2 separate regions of the Mus musculus genome follow, and region 1 is linked to region 2. Evidence: chromatin loops called from intact Hi-C (ENCODE). Cell type or tissue: heart. All regions are shown on one strand. Links, peaks and the distances in the headings refer to the core of each region. The heading gives the core; the rest is flanking DNA.

Evidence for each region. Hi-C counts contacts between places; a loop is a spot of excess contacts. Peaks named below come from ENCODE experiments on the same cell type or tissue, not always from the same donor. Only the 100,000 strongest peaks of a DNase experiment are listed, where the experiment ranks them.
Region 1: a loop joins it to region 2, with 2.2 times the contacts of the local background. A loop is called at or near these places in 4 of 42 quality-filtered maps.

Annotation. Positions count from the first base shown.
Region 1 is chr10:57,625,042-57,635,635 of GRCm38, forward strand. Pkib (protein kinase inhibitor beta, cAMP dependent, testis specific) reads left to right here and starts at 6,940. Exons shown (of 5, transcript NM_001039051.2): 1 at 6,940-7,166. In heart, for the core only: CTCF peaks have their summits at 5,700 (motif pointing right) and 7,082; no DNase peak of the experiment used is centred there; H3K4me3 peaks cover 1,286 bases; H3K27me3 peaks cover 340 bases.
Region 2 is chr10:57,721,931-57,732,524 of GRCm38, forward strand. It overlaps Pkib (protein kinase inhibitor beta, cAMP dependent, testis specific), which reads left to right. Exons shown (of 5, transcript NM_001039051.2): 4 at 6,160-6,336. The coding sequence starts at 6,168. Among named protein-coding and RNA genes, the nearest start is that of Fabp7, 58 kb to the right of the region's middle. In heart, for the core only: a CTCF peak has its summit at 5,920; a DNase peak (open chromatin) is centred at 5,991.

The DNA of each region.
Region 1 (10,594 bases), core at 1,342-9,341, 97 kb before region 2:
TGCCAATGTCGGAAAGGTACAAGGTACTCAAGCCCTGTTCAGTTTTGTGCTTTTATGGAGAGATGAAGTATGTTCCTCCCACAGACTGTCTTTTGACACTAGGGAACTATGCCAGTACTCTAGAATGGAGGGTGGTGAAGAAATTGACCACAGAACCCCATTCTCTTGATTATCTGTACTTGGACTAGATCTTCCCATAGGAACATGGATCTGTGGGGCAGTGGACCACACCACCAGACAGAACAGGTAAGGTTGTAGCAAAGTTCAGAAACCAGATAAAACTCATAAGTGAGAAAGGCAGGAGTTCAGAGTCCATCCGAACCAGAGTCCTATCCTGAAGTGCATGACCACAACATGCCACTAAGAAGACCATGACAACCAGCCATGTAGTATGGAACTTAAGAGTTCTCTATGCTAATGAAGTATCTAGATAGGCCCCAAGTGTTCAGCCAATGAGCTTCTCTTCCTGGGCATCCCTTCCTGCAAAAGGTATTTAATCTCTGGTTCACCCTGAGGAAGATGTATGCATCTTCATCTGCCATGAATAAAGTAGTTTGGACAAACAAAAATAGTCTCCTTCATCAAGGACCCCAGGCGGGTGTGGAGGGACGGTGCTATTGTCATACAGAGCCCTTTCTAAGTCCCCCTTAGAAGCTCCTATATACTCCTAGCACTCACTTTGAACTAAGTCGTAGTTCACCCCACCCCAACCCTGGGCTCATGGCAGTCCATCTGGGCTAACTCCTCTCAGTCCCCAGTGATATCTGGGTACAGGGGAGGAGGATGGGACCTCTCTGACCCCCTCATTCTCAGCTCCTTGCAGTTCCCAGCTGAGTCTGGGTGCCAAGAAATTTGAGACCACAGCTCTGTTCCAGCCTCTACTGTTTCTCACCTGGATGAACATGGACTGGGACCCCTGGGAACCCCTGTCCTAGACTGCATTTCCCCTGCACTGAACAGCACATGTCCATGTTCTGACATGGTGATATGGAAACTCTGAACTACATGGATCCTTGTCTTGGTGCATCTGCTAATGACAAGTCACTACTCCAAAGACCTAACATTGCTCTGGGAGTTTTTTTTTTTTCCATTTTTTATTAGGTATTTAGCTCATTTACATTTCCAATGCTATACCAAAAGTCCCCCATAGCCACCCACCCCCACTCCCCTACCCACCCACTCCCCCTTTTTGGCCCTGGCGTTCCCCTGTACTGGGGCATATAAAGTCTGCGTGTCCAATGGGCCTCTCTTTCCAGTGATGGCCGACTAGGCCATCTTTTGATACATATGCAGCTAGAGTCAAGAGCTCCGGGGTATTGGTTAGTTCATAATGTTGTTCCACCTATAGGGTTGCAGATCCCTTTAGCTCCTTGGGTACTTTCTCTAGCTCCTCCATTGGGAGCCCTGTGATCCATCCATTAGCTGACTGTGAGCATCCACTTCTGTGTTTGCTAGGCCCTGGCATAGTCTCACAAGAGACAGCTACATCTGGGTCCTTTCGATAAAATCTTGCTAGTGTATGCAATGGTGTCAGCGTTTGGATGCTGATTATGGGGTGGATCCCTGGATATGGCAGTCTCTACATGGTCCATCCTTTCATCTCAGCTCCAAACTTTGTCTCTGTAACTCCTTCCAAGGGTGTTTTGTTCCCACTTCTAAGGAGGGGCATAGTGTCCACACTTCAGTCTTCATTTTTCTTGAGTTTCATGTGTTTAGGAAATTGTATCTTATATCTTGGGTATCCTAGGTTTTGGGCTAATATCCACTTATCAGTGAGTACATATTGTGTGAGTTCCTTTGTGAATGTGTTACCTCACTCAGGATGATGCCCTCCAGGTCCATCCATTTGGCTAGGAATTTCATAAATTCATTCTTTTTAATAGCTGAGTAGTACTCCATTGTGTAGATGTACCACATTTTCTGTATCCATTCCTCTGTTGAGGGGCATCTGGGTTCTTTCCAGCTTCTGGCTATTATAAATAAGGCTGCTATGAACATAGTGGAGCATGTGTCCTTCTTACCAGTTGGGGCATCTTCTGGATATATGCCCAGGAGAGGTATTGCTGGATCCTCCGGTAGTAGTATGTCCAATTTTCTGAGGAACCGCCAGACTGATTTCCAGAGTGGTTGTACAAGCCTGCAATCCCACCAACAATGGAGGAGTGTTCCTCTTTCTCCACATCCTCGCCAGCATCTGCTGTCACCTGAATTTTTGATCTTAGCCATTCTGACTGATGTGAGGTGGAATCTCAGGGTTGTTTTGATTTGCATTTCGCTCTGGGAGGTTTTTACCTTCAAAGTTTTATTTATCTTACATTTAATGTTCCAAATACTTCAGAAATGTTAATAAGCCTCATATTACTATGATAGCTCAGTTTTGCCAAATACACTTAAAAAATCTTTCACCTGGTAATATCATCCAGCCTGCCCAATTCTGTGGCCCTGTCAGATTGGGGTATAGTGGACTAATGGTGCTGTCTTAAAAACATATCTTCAAATCCTAGTCCCTGATGCTTGTGAATGTGATCACCTTTTAAAAGATCTTTGAAGATATTTCTCAAACACTTTCACAGAGGTCACCTAAGACCACCAGAAAACACAGATGTTTATATTATGATTTATAACAGTAGCAAAATTACAGTTATGAAGTAGTAATTAAAATATTTTTTTTTGGTTGGTATTCACCACAGCATGAGGGTTGCAGTCTTAGGAAGGTTGAGAGCCTCTGATTTAATATAGAATGTGTGTCCAGATGAAGCCATCTGAACATAACTGGATGTGCCACAAGTGTCCTTACGTAAGAGCAGAACATGGAGAGTGGAAACACAATGGGGAAACATGATGAGAGAGGCAGGGAGAAAATAACACAGAGCACAAGCTCATCTGCATCAAGGATGACTTATGACTGAAAGCCAGAAGGGGTAACACTGGCCTTCTCCCATGGGACCTTTAGAGGTGGGGGGAGGAGGGAGGGAGGAAAGGAGGGAGGAAGGGAGGGGGAAAGAGAAAGAGAGAGAAAGAGACAGAAATAGAGACAAACCGAGAGACAGACACAGAGAGACAGAGACACAGACAGAGCCTATCCATACCTTGATTTCAGACTTTGATCCCTTAACTCTGAGAGATTACAAATACGTTTGAATCACCCAGGTTGTACCAATTTGTTATGCAACCTCAGGAAATTAAAATACCCTCAGAAAGAACAGCAGAGTAGGTTGCTAGTGGCTGTCCCCAAGTCCCACTCAGATCTCAGCCAGCACTGCCCCAACCAATCAGAACCCAGAATGCACTTAAGACCTAGCACAGCACTTCTCCCTAAGACTCGTGTCCCATCAAAGTGCAATCTCCTGCTTCAATTGGGCAGAGGCTCCTTACTGCTTCTTGCTTCACATCTCTGTCCATGTCTCCACTGCCCCACAGTTTTGATCACATACTCATTATTGGCCAGTGGCAAGAGGAAAGTGCTTCTTTTTGTTTAAATGATGTTAAAGGTTTCAAGGCAGGGAGAGAAGGTAGGGTTTTCTCAGAGGCAAAGCTATGTTCTAGAGTACAAGTTACAGGGCCTTGAAGGGTTTTCTCCATAGAACCGTTCTAACCTTGGAGGATCTTTATTTAGCATTGAAGAACACTGTTACCATCTGTAGAATCCTTGACTACAACTTCCTCCTTGTTCTGGATTTCAGCTTCTTCTTTCAGCTCAGTGGATTCTTCTTCTTCTTCTTTCACCCTCCTAGAGGGCATGGGAACAGCATCATGTCCTGCTGCTGTCTAGTATTGAACTGTTAGCCACCTCTCACCTTTCACCCACTTAGATTCTCCCTCTCTGGGTGTGCACATGTGAACTTCTTCCTCGACTCGGCAGTCTTCCTTCAACTCCAGACCTTTCCACTACATTCATGAATGTCCCCTGCACCATGATCTAATAATATACCCACAGGCATCAATGTTGGTGGCTTTGGTGTCTATGTGGATACCTTACTCCCCAATTGTTTGGCCATTGCCATGGCCAGCCAGTCTTACCCACAGCTTCTCCATAAATTATGCCACCATTACTCTGTGGAAACGTCTATAATTGGCATCCTACCTTCTCACTGTTAGTCCTCTTGTCTGTGTAATTTGATTGAGACTGAATTGCTTTATTTTCTCTTCTTCCTCAGCTTTCGTCTTCTTTATCTTGTCTTGCGTTTACTTCATGTCTGTCTCCTTCATCTACTCCAAGAGCTAACATTTAAGCTTCTCACTTGTCTTCTCACCATCTTGCCATCATATTGCTTGATAAAACGTTGAAGCTGAGCCGGGCGTGGTGGCGCACCCCTTTAATCCCAGCACTCGGGAGGCAGAGGCAGGCAGATTTCTGAGTTCAAGGTCAGCCTGGTCTACAAAGTGAGTTCCAGGACAGCCAGAGCTATACAGAGAAACCCTGTCTCGAAAAACAAACAAACAAACAAAAAAATCAAAAAAAACCACAAAACAAAACAAAACAAAACCAACAACAACAAAAAAAAACAAAAAAAACAAACAAACAAAACAAAAAAACCGTTGAAGCTGATTTGAGCTTTCTGTATTTAAAGTCACTGTCTGACACAATTTAATGCAACTGTGGGAAGCTACTGTTGCCTTCAACTCTTGGACTTGAAATTTTTCATTGGATATACAGTGAGTTCTGTCCAGTGGCAGTTGCTGCAGAACTTCCAGCTGGCCACATGGTGGCATTGGCTTTATTTAGACATGAGAGGACACATACAAAAAAAATCTTCAATCTTCTCTAAGTATCCAAGATCATTCCACAAATAGGTTTTTTTTTTAAGTCACTATACATAAAAACAAGCATAAGGAAATCAATTTGTTCATTTTAAAACTACGCATTTGGTAAAGACATTTGCAACCACAAAACCCGACCAGCATAATAGAAGAAAAGAACCAAGTCCCCCCAAAATGGTCCTCTGACTGCTACACATTTGTTGTGGCACCCTGTTTCTTATGTAAGTAAATAAATAAATAAAAAATATGTAAGTAAATAAATAAATAAATAAATAAAGCAGTACAGAATTTTATAAACATCTCTCTAAGCATATGTTTTAGCTCTTGAGGGCACACGATTGTGACTCCTTCTAATGGTTCAGATGAATTTTAAGTATGTAGGACTTTATAGGCACATCACTGAGGACTAATTTTAAAAATAAAAATTGTCCCCAAAGGCAGGTTTTTTAAAAACAAACAAACAAACAAACTGTGAATAAACAAAACTACAGTTGCACATTCACAAAACATTGGCCATTGTTATAGAATAGCTCACATGTCAGGTATGTTACCCCATACCCCATTATAAATCCCTAATGGGAACTAGCTTTAGAATAACTAGATAACACAAGTATTACACTATGGACTAGTATTGGACTTGGAAATGTGCCAAATAGTAGGTTTTCAAGCTATGCTAAAGACAGAAGTAATGTTTGGTGGTCTCTTTTGTGGATACATTGTGACTACATAAATGTTCTCGGGAAAAGATGCACATATTCCAACATTTAGAGAACTCATCATATTACCAGGCTGCAATTTAAATCTGTCATCAGTTCTGAAGGTAAAAAGACCTGAGTTTTAAAATCAGCTTGGTTAAAAATGAGATTAGCTTTTAGTTTGTGTTTACGTGTGTTTTTCCTGCAAGTATACTTATGTTATCACATGCAAGCAGTACCTGTGGAGACCAGAAGGGGGTGACAAAACCTTTAGAACTGGAGCTTCATCCAGTTGCCAGGTGCAATATGGGAGCTGGGAACACAGTGCTGGTTCTCTGTGAGAGCAACAAGAACTCTTTACCATGGAATCATCTCCTTAGCCCTCTCTTAAAATTTTAAATCACATTTATACATGTGTACTGGTGAATGCATGCATGTGTGTGAGGCGTGTGTGTAATCAGAGCTCAGTTTATGGGAGCCAGTTTTCTCCTTCCACTATCCAGGTATGGGAAATCAAACCCAACTCATCAGGTTTGGCAGTGAGCACCTTAACCCGCTGGGGCATCTCACAGGCCAGGGTTTGGATTTCCCCGTTTCACCTTATGCAACTGACCTCACTTTGTTGGAGTTGAGTCTATTATCTGCAAGTAGAGAGTTATTACCACACGGCGCAGTTACAAATAGTCAATAATTCAAGGAGTCTAACCATCATACACTTTGTAGACACTTCCAATGGGGACTTTTCCCTGATTATATTTTAATATGTCAGTCTTTCTATAAGCAGGCCAAATGGGGCTGGTCAATGGGAAGTATCTGGGTATCCCAGACCTGGACTTCCTGGAAGCCAGATGCAGGATAATTGAGCAGCCCATAATAAAGACTTGGAATTCTGGTGACTCTCAGAGGCCACTGGGACTTCCAGCAAAAGTCACCTCCTCCAGAATCAGAGTCTTTTTTGTTAGCAGCAACTTCTTCCATTTCCTACATCTTTTAAAGGACATAAGGACAGCTTAACAGTAAGAACTTTGTTTTCTTTAGTGAGAGTCTAAAAGTGACGCCTGATACACATTGATGTCTGCTTTTTATTGCACAAAAATAAAAAAAGAAAGAAAGAGAAGAGAAGAGAAGAGAAGAGAAGAGAAGAGAAGAGAAGAGAAGTGTTCTTTATGGCGTGAGACTCCAATGTGCTAAAAGAATCTGTAAATAAACGCGAACACCCAGATTCCAGGTGCAACAGAGCTAGTTTCTCCAAACATCCCTTGTTAGATAAAGTGCAACCTCCTGATACCAGGAGCCTAAGTCCTGTAAATAAGAGGGAAGGATAGCAGCATCCAGACAGACAGACAGACAGCAGCGGAGGTGTGTAATTTCAAGGGAACTGACTCTGTCTTCGGTGAACATGCACAGAGGCTGTCCCCTTAGGACACCTGGAGCAGGAACTACTGTTGCGTTTGTCCCCTGGGGCTCAGCGGTGGCAGGTTCTGCTTAACTGGGCAGGTCCTGTGGAGCCTAGCTCAGCTCGCGGGGGCGGGACCGAGCGGCTCCCTCCGCCCCACACATTGCTGCCACCAGCTCAGCCCAGCCGCATCCCAGAGCAGAGGCGGCTGCAAGCTCCAGCCGCGTCGCAGCTCCGTGCCGCAGAGAGGCCGGCAGCAGGCGCCACCGTGAGGGACCTGGCCCGGCGCCGCCCGCATCTCTTGCGCGCAGCTGGTAAGTACCGGCGAGCAGGTGTCACTAGAGAGGGGATGGAGGGAAAGGGCTCGGGGAGTTGGGGAGACCGAGTGAGGGGAAAATGTAAGCTCAACTTTGCTATTTTATGCCTGGTCTGCACATGCCCAGGGGGATTTCAGAGCAGATCCCATCCTTCCACCTGGAGCTGGGGGACTGTCGGAGTGAAAGCTGGTGCTCCTGGGAGGTTTGCTCATTGGCTTATGCTCGCTGGCCACTGAGAGTGGACTCAGGGGACCTCTGATTATAAGTTGCTGAGCCTTTCTCTGCTCACGCCATCAACGCCACATCATTTTCTTCCGGCCTCGTTTTTCTATCAGTAGAGGTCTGAGTTCCAACCCGCTTCAAGCGTCCAGAACTGTGGCTTTAGCCAAGAGACTTCACCTTACCGGTTTCCCCCCATTCCTTGATAAAGTATGCCTGCTAGGAAACCAGCGACCTCAGGGGTGCCCCGCAGCCATATCAGACTCTGCTTGCTGCGAGGACCCTCGCTGATAAAGGAAGAGGGACTCAAGTGCCAGATGGTCCCACAGACTGAAAGGCAGAAGGCATCCCAGTCCAGGTTGCTCTTGGCTACAGTTACTGCAGCCTTTTGTGGGTTCCTGAAGGTTTGGAGGGTTTCTGTAAAGGGTGACCAGGTCTCATGGACATCTCAGACCCCACAACTCAATTCCCTTCTTTAGTCAAGCTGAGATGACAGTGGCATTCCATCTTCTCAAAGATAATATCAGAAAGCACTCCTGACTCAGGGAAGCTCCCTGAAGAGCAGGTGCTGAGCCCAAGGGAAGCCATTAAAGCAAACAACAGGGTTAGCAGCTGGACCCTAGCAGACCAGCAGGTGGATACTGGACACTGATGACCACTTAGAGGCATGTTCAGCTGCGAAAGACAAACCAGAACGAGGCACTCTTACCTGTGATTGGATACCGGAAAAAGTAATGGGTTAGACTGACTCTTACGGGTTGTTTTGCTCTTTGTACAGTAACCTTTAAACATCCATCTATCCACTTCACACGATGTCTTTTTCCCCCTTAATGACACGTTAAAAATTTTCCTTGAATTTAATATATTTAATATTCAGAGGCTCAGAGTTTGGCTTATTAAAATGAAAATTAAAATGTGGTGACCTCAACTCTCTGATGCCAAAGATTGCACCTCCAAAACGCTGTACCCTGTGACTCCCAGACACTAGACAGAGCCAGTCAACTGACTCTGTCTCTAGGGAGCTTATTTTCTAAAAAGAAAAAAAAAGTGCTTGGCAAGTTCAACTGATTCAATTTTAAAAATCTAAATCTATCTATCTATCTATCTATCTATCTATCTATCTATCTATCTATCTATATCTGAGAAATAAAGAAAGAAAAGACCCAGAGAATAGCTTTAGTAATTTACTAATATTGTGTCTATGACTTTCTTCAGCAAAGTATTACAGGCAGGAGCTTACTCAATCTAGAATATTTTAAGAAGTGCCAAATTCCCCTCTTGTTAAAGAATTTTTCCCTCCTCTTTAGTCAGCTTAAGTGTATATTTAAATTAATGATAGATCAGATTATTTTTCTAACAGTCTTAGAATTATTTAACTTCCCATCCAGTTTGCATTACAGATTTAAAGGTAAATTTGTTGAGATATAGATTATAAATTTATACATAGTAAAATCTACCCTCTTCAAAAGCAGATGATCTTCAGAAAGCCACCTCCTATTAATGATTTTTTTTTTAGAATTTTTACCAGGATGTATAATAGTTGTTATGATCCAGTTTTAATCTTCAGCAATTTGTAAGACCCAGCATGCCTACTTGTAGCCTTCTAGTCCCATCGGAACTCCAGGGCATTGTGTATCTGCTTTTACTTTAGACAGGCTTACTTTGTCTAAACATTGCAGACAAATAGTATACTATATGTTATTTGGTTTCTGGATTCATTCACATCATGCTTTTGTGGTACATCTGTATTGTAGTGTGCATCTGTATTTTGTTCCTTTATAACTGCTGAATAATTTCTGTTGGTGCTGCCGTATCATATTCTGTCCATTTTTCAGTTGATGTGCATTTGAACTCTTTACTTTGAATTATATACTCATATAATATTTGAGAATGTTATGAATTCATTTATTGTGGTTTGATTGAGTCCAGGTCCTTGTTACATCACCTCCAATATCTTCCCTTCCACCCACTATTAGCTTCAAATTTCAAGCATTGTTTGTTTGTTTGTTTGTTTGTTTGTTTTTTCCAAACCCACTGAGTGGACTTAGTGCTGCCTGCATATGCATAGCTATGAGGCCAGGCACTGGAGCATGGGTAGTCTTTAGGGCTCATATCTCTTAAGAAAATGGGCTCCCTGTCTCCTGTCATCAGTTGTCAATAGTGACACAGACTTCATGAGTTCATCCCATGTGCTGGGGTTGTGTCAGGTTTGATCTTGTAAAGACCTTGTGTGCAAAGTCTCAGCCACTATGAGTTTATAATGCAACTCTCTCCCGTTTTATCCAGAAATCACTGCTTCAATAGAGTCATCACTGCTTCTACCTCTTACAATCTTTCCAATCCTCTTAGTGATTATCTCTGAGCCTTGAGAGGAGAGGGTATGATGCATATGTCCCATTAAGTGCTATGAGCTCAGAGTCTTTTCCTCTGCCCGTGGATGACTTGTGGGGGTTAGTCATCTGTACTGCACAAAGAAGCTTCTCTGATGGAGGTTAAAGGATGCACTGATCTACAGGTATAAGCTTTTAGGTGTTGGTTTAATACTATGCCCTTTCAGTAGAGTTCTAGTAGGATCTCTTTTAGGGCCTAAGACCTACTCAGGTTCTTTCAGGTTCTTTGCCCTATTTATAGTAGCAGGCATGCATGTAATATAGTGTGTCATAGCATGCATAGGAAGGATAGAGAACAACTTGGGGGAGTACATACATTTCTTCTACCATTTGGGTCCAAGGACCAAAGTCCCAACGTCAGGCTTGGTGACAAATGCCACCAAGCCTTCTTCCTCACTCTGCATTGTTGTCAATATGTGCTGCTGTGAACCCCAAAGCTAAGGATATTCACGAGTAAGTCTTTGGGAGCTCATATATTAATTTCTTTTTTTGCAGATATTAAACCATGGTATCTCTTGATTATATATTAAAATTATGTCGTCTCCCTTTAAAAGAACACGATGCTATCAGTTTTATATGTAAAAATGTAGAAAGTTCTAGAGCATTGTGTGTGTGTGAGAATGACATAGATAGATAGATGGATAGATAGATAGATAGATAGATAGATAGATAGATGGATGGATAGATAGATAGATAGATAGATAGCTAGATGGATGGATAGATAGATAGATAGATAGATAGATGGATAGATGGATAGATGGATGGATGATAGGTGCATAGGCAGAGAGATGATAGAGACTCACAGAGGAAGCTTTC
Region 2 (10,594 bases), core at 1,498-9,497:
AAAAAAAAAATAGTGGTTTCACTGTGGGAAGTGACAGAGAGGGATCAAGAGATGAGAAAAGAAGGAAACTATCCAGCTGTTTATATTCTTAGCTTCAAGTAAAGACATCTACAGAAAGGCTGGTGTGGGAAACAGCATGCATTGTATAGTATATAGGTAGAGAAGCTGTAAGATCTGTTTGTAGCTACACTTTCAACAAAGAAACACACCATTTTCTAGCATTCTCCTAAGTCTACTGGGATTTTTGTACTATGTATGTATTATACACTGTTATGTGTATATGTGCATACATTATGTATGTATGTATATATGTATGTATAAATCTAGTACTCTGTTTAGCTTGAACATCTTACTTCATTTGTGCTTATACTTTACCCTCCATATTTTGGAGACTGCAAAGCAGCTGGAGCGCATGCATATATGACTGTATTATGGCCTTTTGTTAAAAGCTATATTTTCAAGTAAGATCAAGTATGTTCAGGGCAATACAAATGGCATTACCTCATTGGGAATGCGTGGCTTCAGTAGAATCTTCTAAAGTTCAAATGGTTCCAGCTCTTATAAGCAGCACAGTTGATAAAGCAGAACTCAGATAGAATCCTCTGTTAATTCTGAAAATGATGACGAGGTGGCTTTGCTGGTGAGTCAGCTACCTTGGTTAGCAAACAGTCATGTAATTAATTTTTTAAGCTTGCAAAATTTAAAATGCCTTGAAGCTTATCTCAGTCTGGTTTCCCTGGGTTGTATTACTTCCTCATCTTCCTATGAACTACGTTTTTAAAAATCTCACAAAGCATTAAAAGAGAGCAGTTGTCTTTCTATGTTTACCACTCCTTACAAAATATAAAAAGGCACTACTGCCCAGAAAAAGAGAAATAAAATGGCTATTTAGGGAAGGGAGAAACATTCGCTTCGTGATTTGCTCTTTATATGCTCAAAATAGTAATGCTACTAGGACCTTTCTGTGCTAGAACTGTCTGCTGACTCAGTTTGTCTAGCTTCAATCTTTCTATATTATTAAAGAAATATATGTTCAGTTTTTAAACATTAAAATGTATCAAAGGAACTGAAAGCTGGTTGATATGGTCCATGTTCTGTCTGCAGATCCCAAATAGGCCTTTTTTTCCTTTGCATAAAATCGAAGTGACTCATTATTTATTTTCTTTTTGTTTCTACAATACAAATATCACTTTTACACTTCAGAAACAGATTATGGACATGCTTCTGTCGGTAGAGCTGACACTTTCTCCTTAACCTAGCAGTATAAAATTAATAGGATGATGCACACAGTTTATTCACATTTTCACGATGGACTTCTCAATTATGTCCAATGCTGCAGGGAGCCTGTTGCCAGAGAATGCAAAGCCCAATGCTAAAGCAGAACCAAGGGCCCTGCAACCTCTCTGTAAGCCAACAAATGTTGGATCAGAAAGACAGAGAGCTTTTCACCAAAGAACCCCCCATCTTCCCACCATTCTGAGGGCTGAGATGACGAGCTCTCTGGTCTGTCAGTAGTGGGTATCTTGGTCAGCATGAGCCCCAGGATCTGAGATGAGCTGGATGCAAAAAACTGAGAAACAATTCGCATTCTTCTACATGATAACAACCAGTTGTGCCAGCACCAATTGTTGAAAATGAGCATCCACTTCTGTGTTTGCTAGGCCCCAGCATAGTCTCACAAGAGACAGCTATATCAGGGTCCTTGCAACAAAGGCTTGCTAGTGTATGCAATGGTGTCATCGTTTGGAGGCTAATTATGGGATGGATCTCTGGATATGGCAGTCTCTAGATGGTCCATCCTTTTGTCTCAGCTCCAAACTTTGTCTCTGTAACTCCTTCCATGGGTGATTGTTTCCAATTCTAAGAATGAGCAAAGTGTCCACACTTTGGTCTTCGTTCTTCAGTTTCATGTGTTTTGCATATTGTACCTTATATCTCGCTATACTAAGTTTCTGAGCTAATATCCACTTAAAAGTGAGTACATTTCATTTGAGTTCTTTTGTGATTGGGTTGCAACCACACTTTTCTATAGTCGTCCCCAAAGACAATGGTGAAATTGAAGGGTTCCATCCAGGTCACAGAAAATAAAATTGTCTTTTATACATTCAAAAAAAAAAAAAACTGAGAAACAGCAGAACAAAGCCCCAAGAGGAAGGCGGCCAGATTACTGGCTCTCTCCTCAGACTTCCAGCTCGGATTAATTACTCAGTAAGATCCTCGTTACTGAATGTAGCTGACACACTTTTAGATAGTTTTGTAATGTTTTTGTTGAGGAAATTGCAGCACAGTATAATAATTGTAAAGGTAGCGGGAGCAACTTCCCACACAGCAAAGACATTAACTCAGGGCCCACTGTAGTAATGATTTAACGTCAAACGGAAGCTTCTACCGCACATTTGATCGTTCAGTTCCCATATGAATGGCAAACAACATTTATATTTATAAAAAGCCTTTATAGCACCAGAGTTGGACGGATATCTACCCTCTAAACTATTAGAATTTGTTGCTCCATCAAGAGCATTGCCATGTTCCATCTGGGACTCCTAACTTCAATTGGCCAGCCTTCATGGACATGTTTTCATAACTCACCTACCCCATGACATCTTTTCTCTCCATCTTTCCTCCTCATCCCCAAATACACTTCCCTGAGGTCTCCTTCAACCCTAAACCTAGGGACCAAAAACCCTGCCCATCTTTTTCCTTCCCAGCTATAGGCTGTAGGTATCTTTATTCACCAATCAGTCATAACCTGGGGGTCAAGGTTACAGAGCATCACTGGGATCTACATGTGGATTCTCTTGTTACTGGGGCAACCAGGCCTTGGAGGCTTGTATTTAGCATTACAATACATAGCAAAACCCAAACCTTTAAAAGGGCTGAGAATTCTGCTTCCACATTGATGGCTGTATCCATCTTTTAGAAACTCTCTTTTAATATTCAAGTTGAGATTTGTGTAGATAAGCATTTGGCCATGGCCATCATGTCTGAGGCAATGTTAACTGACTGGGGATAGAGTTGGGGCCTGAGGATCAATTCTGCTTTCAAGATGGTATCACCCACTCCTTCACAAGCTATAGATAAGAAACCTCAACTGAAACCAATTCCTCATGGGTAAGGGTTCTTACAAACTACCAAATATTTAAGATAATATCTGTGTCTGTCTCATACTATCTCTCTTATACACACACACACACACACACACACACACACACACAGACACACACACACAGACACACACACACACACACAATGCAAGACAGAGGGAGAATTTTAAACAGGGAAAATTCCCTGTTAAAAATCAATGAAGAACAGTAACTAAAGGAGGCATATATGCAGCTAGCTACATATATCAACAGGATTTTATAATTCTTAATAATCCATGCCGTTTTGATTTTGGTGTTAACAGGACTGTGATTCTATACAATGTTAGATTAGTGGTTATGCAGCTTTAAATCAGTCATGGAATCTCTCATTCTTGATGGCTACATCCATAAAATCTAGATCATATCTCATTGCCTTATAGAATTATAGCAAAGTTTAATGAGGTGATAGACACAAAATAGCTGTAGATATTATTGAAGAAATGCTGGTGTCTCTGTTAGGAATTTCAAGAGAACTCTAGCAAGAAGGTCCTTCTTCTGAGAATAATGAGGCAACATAGGAGGAAGGTCAGGTCAACTATAGGGAAAGGTGACAAATGATGCAAATATCACTTGTCAGTGAACTTATCACAGGAACAGAGAGAAGTTTACCCACTATCTGTCTAGATAATGCTATGAATCAGACAGGGTGATTGCCATAGCTGATTTGTAGAAGTGAAACTGTGACTTATAAATTTAAATGAGTTGTCCACTGTCACCTTGTAACTCTGTAATCAGGTGGATTCTTTTGAACTAATTAATAGTCCAGTGTTCATTATACTTCTCTGAGCCATCAATGCCCAGACACTTAGCAAGTACCAAACAGCTGAAAGTCTAATTCCAGATTGTGTCTGCAAACCTCGTATGATGCTCACAAAAGGAGACTAGCTAGCACAGTAAGAGAAGGCCTCTTTTAGGGCACTTTCAGATGACCACGAAGCTCCTGAGAACATGTGGGGCACCACAGGAATTATTACATGCCGTGAGCAAGAGCTGTGTTCCTAATTCCAGATCAGCATGTGTGCATACTCTCATTTTTTTATTATCATTTTCATAGTGGAAATCAATTGTCTATGAAAAGCTTTCCTTCAACTACTATGAGAAGGCTGGCTTGGTTTCCTCAGGCCAGAGTTTGCTATGTCATAAACACCAAAGAGGATCAAACCCATTCTTTGGTGGACACTGGGCACATTTTGCGTTCTGAGGTAATTTGTCAGAAAATTTAAACCTGTGCTTTCCCTCCGAGGAAAAAAGCCCTGCTTTTTTCGGGGGTGCGGGGGGCTCTGTTGCCACCAAAGGCCAGGTGAACTTTCCTGGTCTGGGATTGAACCCAGGCACATATCTGAGGGCTGTGCAGAACTGGCCCCATCCTTTTCCTGGACATCCATGGGAGAGCTAGCCCTGAAGGCATGGGAGTATGAGAGATGTTCCTGTTCCTCACAACTACACTAGGGAGAGTGGGCCTTGTTCCTCACCTGAGCTGCACAGTAGAGTTGACCCTAGTGATGGGGGTGCCAGCGAGCTGGCCCCAAGGGTATGAATGTAGGAGAGCTGGCACCAACGGTGTGAGTCAAGGAGAGCTGGACCAATAACTTTTCTGCCTTGAGGCAACATGGGCTAGAAAGAGATACTCTCCCCAACCCTAAGTCTTTGTCCCTTATGACTAGTGACTGGTGGGAGAGCTGGCCGTGGAGTCATGAGAAAAGAAGAGCAGAGTGGGCCCTGCTCCTCACCTGCTGCAGCACTTGGGAGAGCGGGCTCTGCACCTCATCAGGGCATCACAGAAGAGCTGGTGCCAGACATGGGGATTATAGGTGATCAGGCCCAAGGGGGTGAAGACAGGAGAGCTGGTCCTGCCTCTTGTCTTCTTGTGGTGCATGGATGAGGGAGAGATGTCCCTCACCACCTATGAGAGGTAGTTTCAGTGAACATTTGCAAGCAAAGTAGTATGGACAAAAGGGTATACTGTGGGACACACTGCGACACAGTAGAGCTTCTACAAGATGTCTTTTTCCTCTGTTGGCGGGGAAGGGTGCAAGGTTGGAGGGTGAGTATAAAGGGAGGGACAGATGAGTGGGATTGGGGTACATGATGTGAAATTCATAAAGAACCAGTAAAAAGTAAAAAAAAAAAAAAAAAAAAAAAACCAACCCTGAACACACACACACACACACACACACACACAGAGCAAGGCCTTGCTAGCACATGACCTTGCTACCTACTCAGCAAATTCAGCAAATTCCTTCTGCCATCACAACTTCTGAGTTACAGCTCAATATCAATTTTTAGGAAGACTTAGAAAAAAAAATCTTAGTTGAAAGACAGTGAGTTTAGATTTTTTTCAGGATATATAATAACTGCTACCTCCTATACAACAAATGGTTTCTGAAGAGTTGTCAGAGAAGCATTACTACTAAGGACTACTGTAAGTCATTCCTATGACTAGCAATGAACTGTGTCCACTCAAAGGCAAGCAAAACTGTGTCTAGCATAAACCTGAGCATACTGAAACCTATCTGAATCAGCACAAATGACGTCACAACTGTGGAGGGGAAAGCCTCAGACATAAAATAGGGTTTATTTCTAAAGAATAAGGAAACGTGCTTTGTTTATTCCCCACAATTACAGTGATTTGGTTTCAGCTCAAATAAGTACCACAAACAAATACTCTGGGAGTGGCCACTCCAGTCTGTCGCATTGGTTGCCAAACCCCGGGTTGGCTGATTCTTTCATAGAAAAAGCAGAACAAAAAATGTTCAGGCCTACTACACCCTCAAGCGTTCAAGTGTTGCTTTGGGATCCGGGGTTATTTATAGCAATCTGGTTCACAGAAGTACTTCCTGCCCTATTCAGCAAATGCTCACGTGGGCATCTTAGAGCCAAGGCACAGACACTGCTATTGTGCCACCCGAGATCAGCTCTCCAAGCCTGTAGCGGTTTTGATGTAGCCATTGGTCTTTGAGGTGACCCTTTTTACTTCTGAATAGCACATTTTTTAATGTGTACATTCTATCTATAGATTCTGTGATGAGGACAGATTCATCAGAGATGACTGATGTGGAATCTGTGATCACCAGCTTTGCGTCCTCAGCAAGGGCAGGCCGCCGCAATGCCTTACCCGACATCCAGAGTTCACTGGCTACAAGTGGATCCTCTGATCTTCCACTGAAACTGGAAGCGTTGGCCGTGAAGGAAGGTAAAACTCCTAATTCCTGGAAATAAAACCCTCGCTTTGTCTCTCTTTTTCAATCTTTTTCTCTGGAGCAGCCTTTTAACTAGTTATAGCCGATCGCTTTTCTTCTTGACCAAAAGCTCTCAGGTTCAAGTGCATTTCTATGCCTTTCTGAAACTAGGCAATTTCATGTCCTAAGGGTGAACATAAAAATTGGTGCTCTGTCTATTGGATGTGCATGATCACATGATAGGATTCTAGGTTCCACCTCCAGTACAGAATTAATTAGGTGGCCATGACTATTAATCCTTGCATTGGATCTGAGTACTGAGACTCATAATAGCTCATTACCTGTCTCAATCTGCCAGTTATAGTTTGAGAACCTAATACAGAAGCTAGTGCCCTCTGTATCTTCTAACATTACAAGAGGCAGTGGGAGGCGATCCCAGTCACAAGGTATCCTTTCTTACTTCTATCATTGCTATGTTGCCTACCATTCAATTTCATGACTGCTAAATGCAAAGAACTCCAGTGATGAGTAGGGCAGATGTAAACTCCTACTGTCACAGATTTTTATAGTACAACAAGAGTGCTAGATTTTTAATGAATAAATATATAGTCTAAGAATGCTATGCTTTATCAGAAAACTGGAATGGGTGCTTTGTAGAAAGTTCATCAGTGACTACAGTACAGTAGAAATCAGAGCACCCATCACTGAAATCAGAATAACTTGTAAGGCAGAGGCAGGAGGATTGCTATTAGATGGTTGCTACCCTGGAATACACAGTGTAACATATATTTTATTCTCCTGTATAATTGTCATCTGGGATGCTTACTGTCTCAGTCTGCTAACCTAGGCCTAGTCCTGGAAGTTTCTAGCCTCTGTACAATCTTATCTAGAATGTTTTCAGCCTCTGAGACTTACTGCTGAATAAGCTTACCCTTTCTAGTTCTTTTTGAGCTCTGGCTGGTTCAACTCAACTGTTCAGGCTCAAACTCCTCTCCTAGTCTGGCTTCTCTTGTTTTCTCCAGAATTGCTGTTTGGACTGAAACTAACTCTAGCAATCTTTTTTAGCCTTCTCCATCCTTCTCATTCTCTTGCTCATTCTGTCTTTACCTGTGTCCAGCTTGTTCTTTCTTCAATTTGTCTCTGTAAAACTATCCTGGTAAAATTAGCCTCCTTTTCCCTCTCTGTGCTGCTCTACTCTCCCTCTCAACTGTACTGTACAGCTCTCCAGGAACTCTACTGTATTCCTGCTCTGTACTCCCTTCCTCCTGTACTGTCCGTCTCTCCCTTAAGTTGCTTCCTTTTCCTTCCTCTTCTCCTGAGAGTTGGGCATATTCTATTCTGTCAAATCTTTCTCTGATTCATCACTTTGTCTGCTACTCAATTAGACATCACATTCAAATGTGGGTGCTTGCTTTCTTTATGAAGTAACTTTACCTTCATTGCTTAGAATTAAATGTGTGTACTAAGGGGCATACATGTACTTCAGCCAGGAGGATTAAATGGATAGCTTAGGAGTGAGTCATATTCTAACTAGAAACAGGCTCAAATATGCTATAATAAAAGTAGGTTCCAGGATAGCCTGTGCTAGCTACAGTATAAGATTTTCTCAAACAAAACCAGCACAATGACAACATCAGTTTATGTACCAAGGCAGAGGGAAAGTTCTTCTACCTAATTTCATTAGGTTGAGCTTTGGGAGGACAGTGCCCACTGAGAGAGAATTGGTTACCTCCAGAGAGGAATTCCCACTTAGTGTTCCCAATCCCTAGTGGTCAGCCCTGAACACATGCACACACTCACAAAAAGCCGAATAGATTCAGTAGGTTATACATACAAGTGTGCATACGTATATGATTATATGTAAATGTCTGTATGTGTGTATATACATGTGACACTAAGTCAAAAAAAGGTTATGAATTTGTGTGGGGAAGGAAGGAGCTTGGAGAAAGGAGTGACATATAGATGCAGTGTGCATAGATCAAGTTCTCAGATGCAGTATGCATAGATCAAGTTCTCAGATGCAGTGGGCATAGATCAAGTTCTCAGATGCAGTGTGCATGAATGAAGTTCTCAATTGCAGTGCACATTAATTAAGTTGTCAGATGCAGTGTGAATGAAGTTCTCAAGAAAACCCACAATTTTTAAAATACTTTAAATAAAAATTCAACAACTCCTCCATAATAATTCAGCTATAAGGAGATGGAATAAATGAGAAGGCAGAATAAGGAATACAGAATAAATTGCGGATGTGGTCTAAAAATAAAAACTGGCCACTGTTGGTTGAGGGTGAGTGAGAGAACAAGTTCTTCAAGATAACTTTGGGCACAGATACAAGGGCCAGATCTTGTGAAACTTTAGAAATGCGGGTGGGGAGAAGGATTTCCATTTCCAATGAGAAGATATCTAGTGATGGGTTGGCATCTGATTTTATTTTTAAAGTGTTTTTTTCCTTTAACTATGAAATGGAAATGGGTGGTAGGGAAGCATTAATGTTAGATTATGGATGTAAAACTCACATTAGAAAGATCTTTTTTTAGGGTAAATTAAGCTTTTGGACTCACAAGGAAACATGTAATCCCAGAGTATTCTAAGGTGTACAGTTACAGAAACTCAGAGGAAGCTGGGGGAGCCCACAGTCTTCTTGCATGGGACCCTTCATGAGGGTGGTAAGGCAGACCTGGGGTCATGTCTGTGTGTCTCCCCTTCACCAGGGGACTGCAGGGAGACAAGGTCAATGGAGCTACAGAAGCCCTGTGTGCCAAATGAACTACTACAGTGTAACAAGTCTTTAACCACTGCTTCTTGCTTCCCTGCAAGAGACATGTTCAGTCAGCAGGATTATGGTTTGTAGGGCAGCCCAGTGTTCTGGCTCCCTACAAGGTACTTACTAATTTACCTATTTTTATATATTCTTTTGTGAAACTATGGATTGAATTTGGGGCCTCACATATGCTAAGCAGGTACTTTTCTACTGAGCTACATCCCTAGCCTATTCCCCCATCCAGTTTTTCTCAGTACAAATGTATTTTACTATTAGCATCCTATTTGTCATAAGATTAGACCCAGAGTAGTATTATATCTTAGTTAACCCAAGACAAACATCTCCTTAAAGAAGGAGGAAAACAAAACTTGGCTAGGCCATGGCAAGTGAAACATGATGGCTTCAAGTGGGTAGGAAGAATGGAGAAAGGTGGGTAGGTAAGGGTGATGTCGAGTAGGCAGAATCAGGAGAACTTGCTAATGAATTTGTATATTGTAGAAATGAAGGAAAATGGGTGATAACTGAGTTCAATGTGATAGCATCTACACAGAGAGATTAGCTGAAGTGAGGGCAATTTTGAGAGATGAGTAAAGCTTTTGTTTTCCTCTATATCCTGTTAGGGATCTCTATTACGTGTATACACTTTAAATAGTTGAACATGTCATTTCAAAACACATTTTATGCTATAAAGAAGAAAACATTCTCTTATAGATGGCATGTTCCATTTTTTTTGTTTTTCTTGAAGCCTAGAACCTAGGAGTTTACACTTGCTAGGCAAGTGCTAAACTAAATCTCCAAACCCTGAGCCAGTTCCGTTTCTGGTAAACCACATGAGCAGATTGTTTGTAAAGACTGACGGTAAGAAGGAGAAGGAGCCCACAGAGGCCACTGTTGTGTTGCAAAAGTTACTCATAGTTAAGTCCTAACAGTTTATGTGCAAAACAAGGACATGACAGTGTCTAGCTCTAAGACCATTAAACTTAGCACCAGCTTTCTCAACATATTGTCATGAATAGTGTCGTGAATTTAATGTATTTCCATTATATACACATACATATATGTATGTGTGTGTTTTGTTATATATGTATATGTATATATATATATGCACACACACACACACATATATATATATATAATTTAAAATGAAGATATTCTAAAGTGTGAGAATTTCATACATGCATATATTTTGATTAAATATACCCGTATTCCTTCCCCTTCAACTCTCTTCCACACTTCGTTCTCACAACTTCATGTGCTCTTAAAAATCAAAGACAGAAACACAAACAAAAATTCACTGGATCCTCCTAGTGCTACCTTTATGTGCATGGGTGAAGGATATCTGCTGGAGTATGGGATACAACCCTGAGGAAAACAGACTTTGCCATCCCAGCAGCCATCCATTGTAATAACTCCTCAGATGGGTTGGACACTATTCATAGTCTCATCAGTAGTTCTCAATAGGTGCTATCCTGTTTCTCTTGTCTCTTAGGAGTTTCTAGTTGGATTTTGAG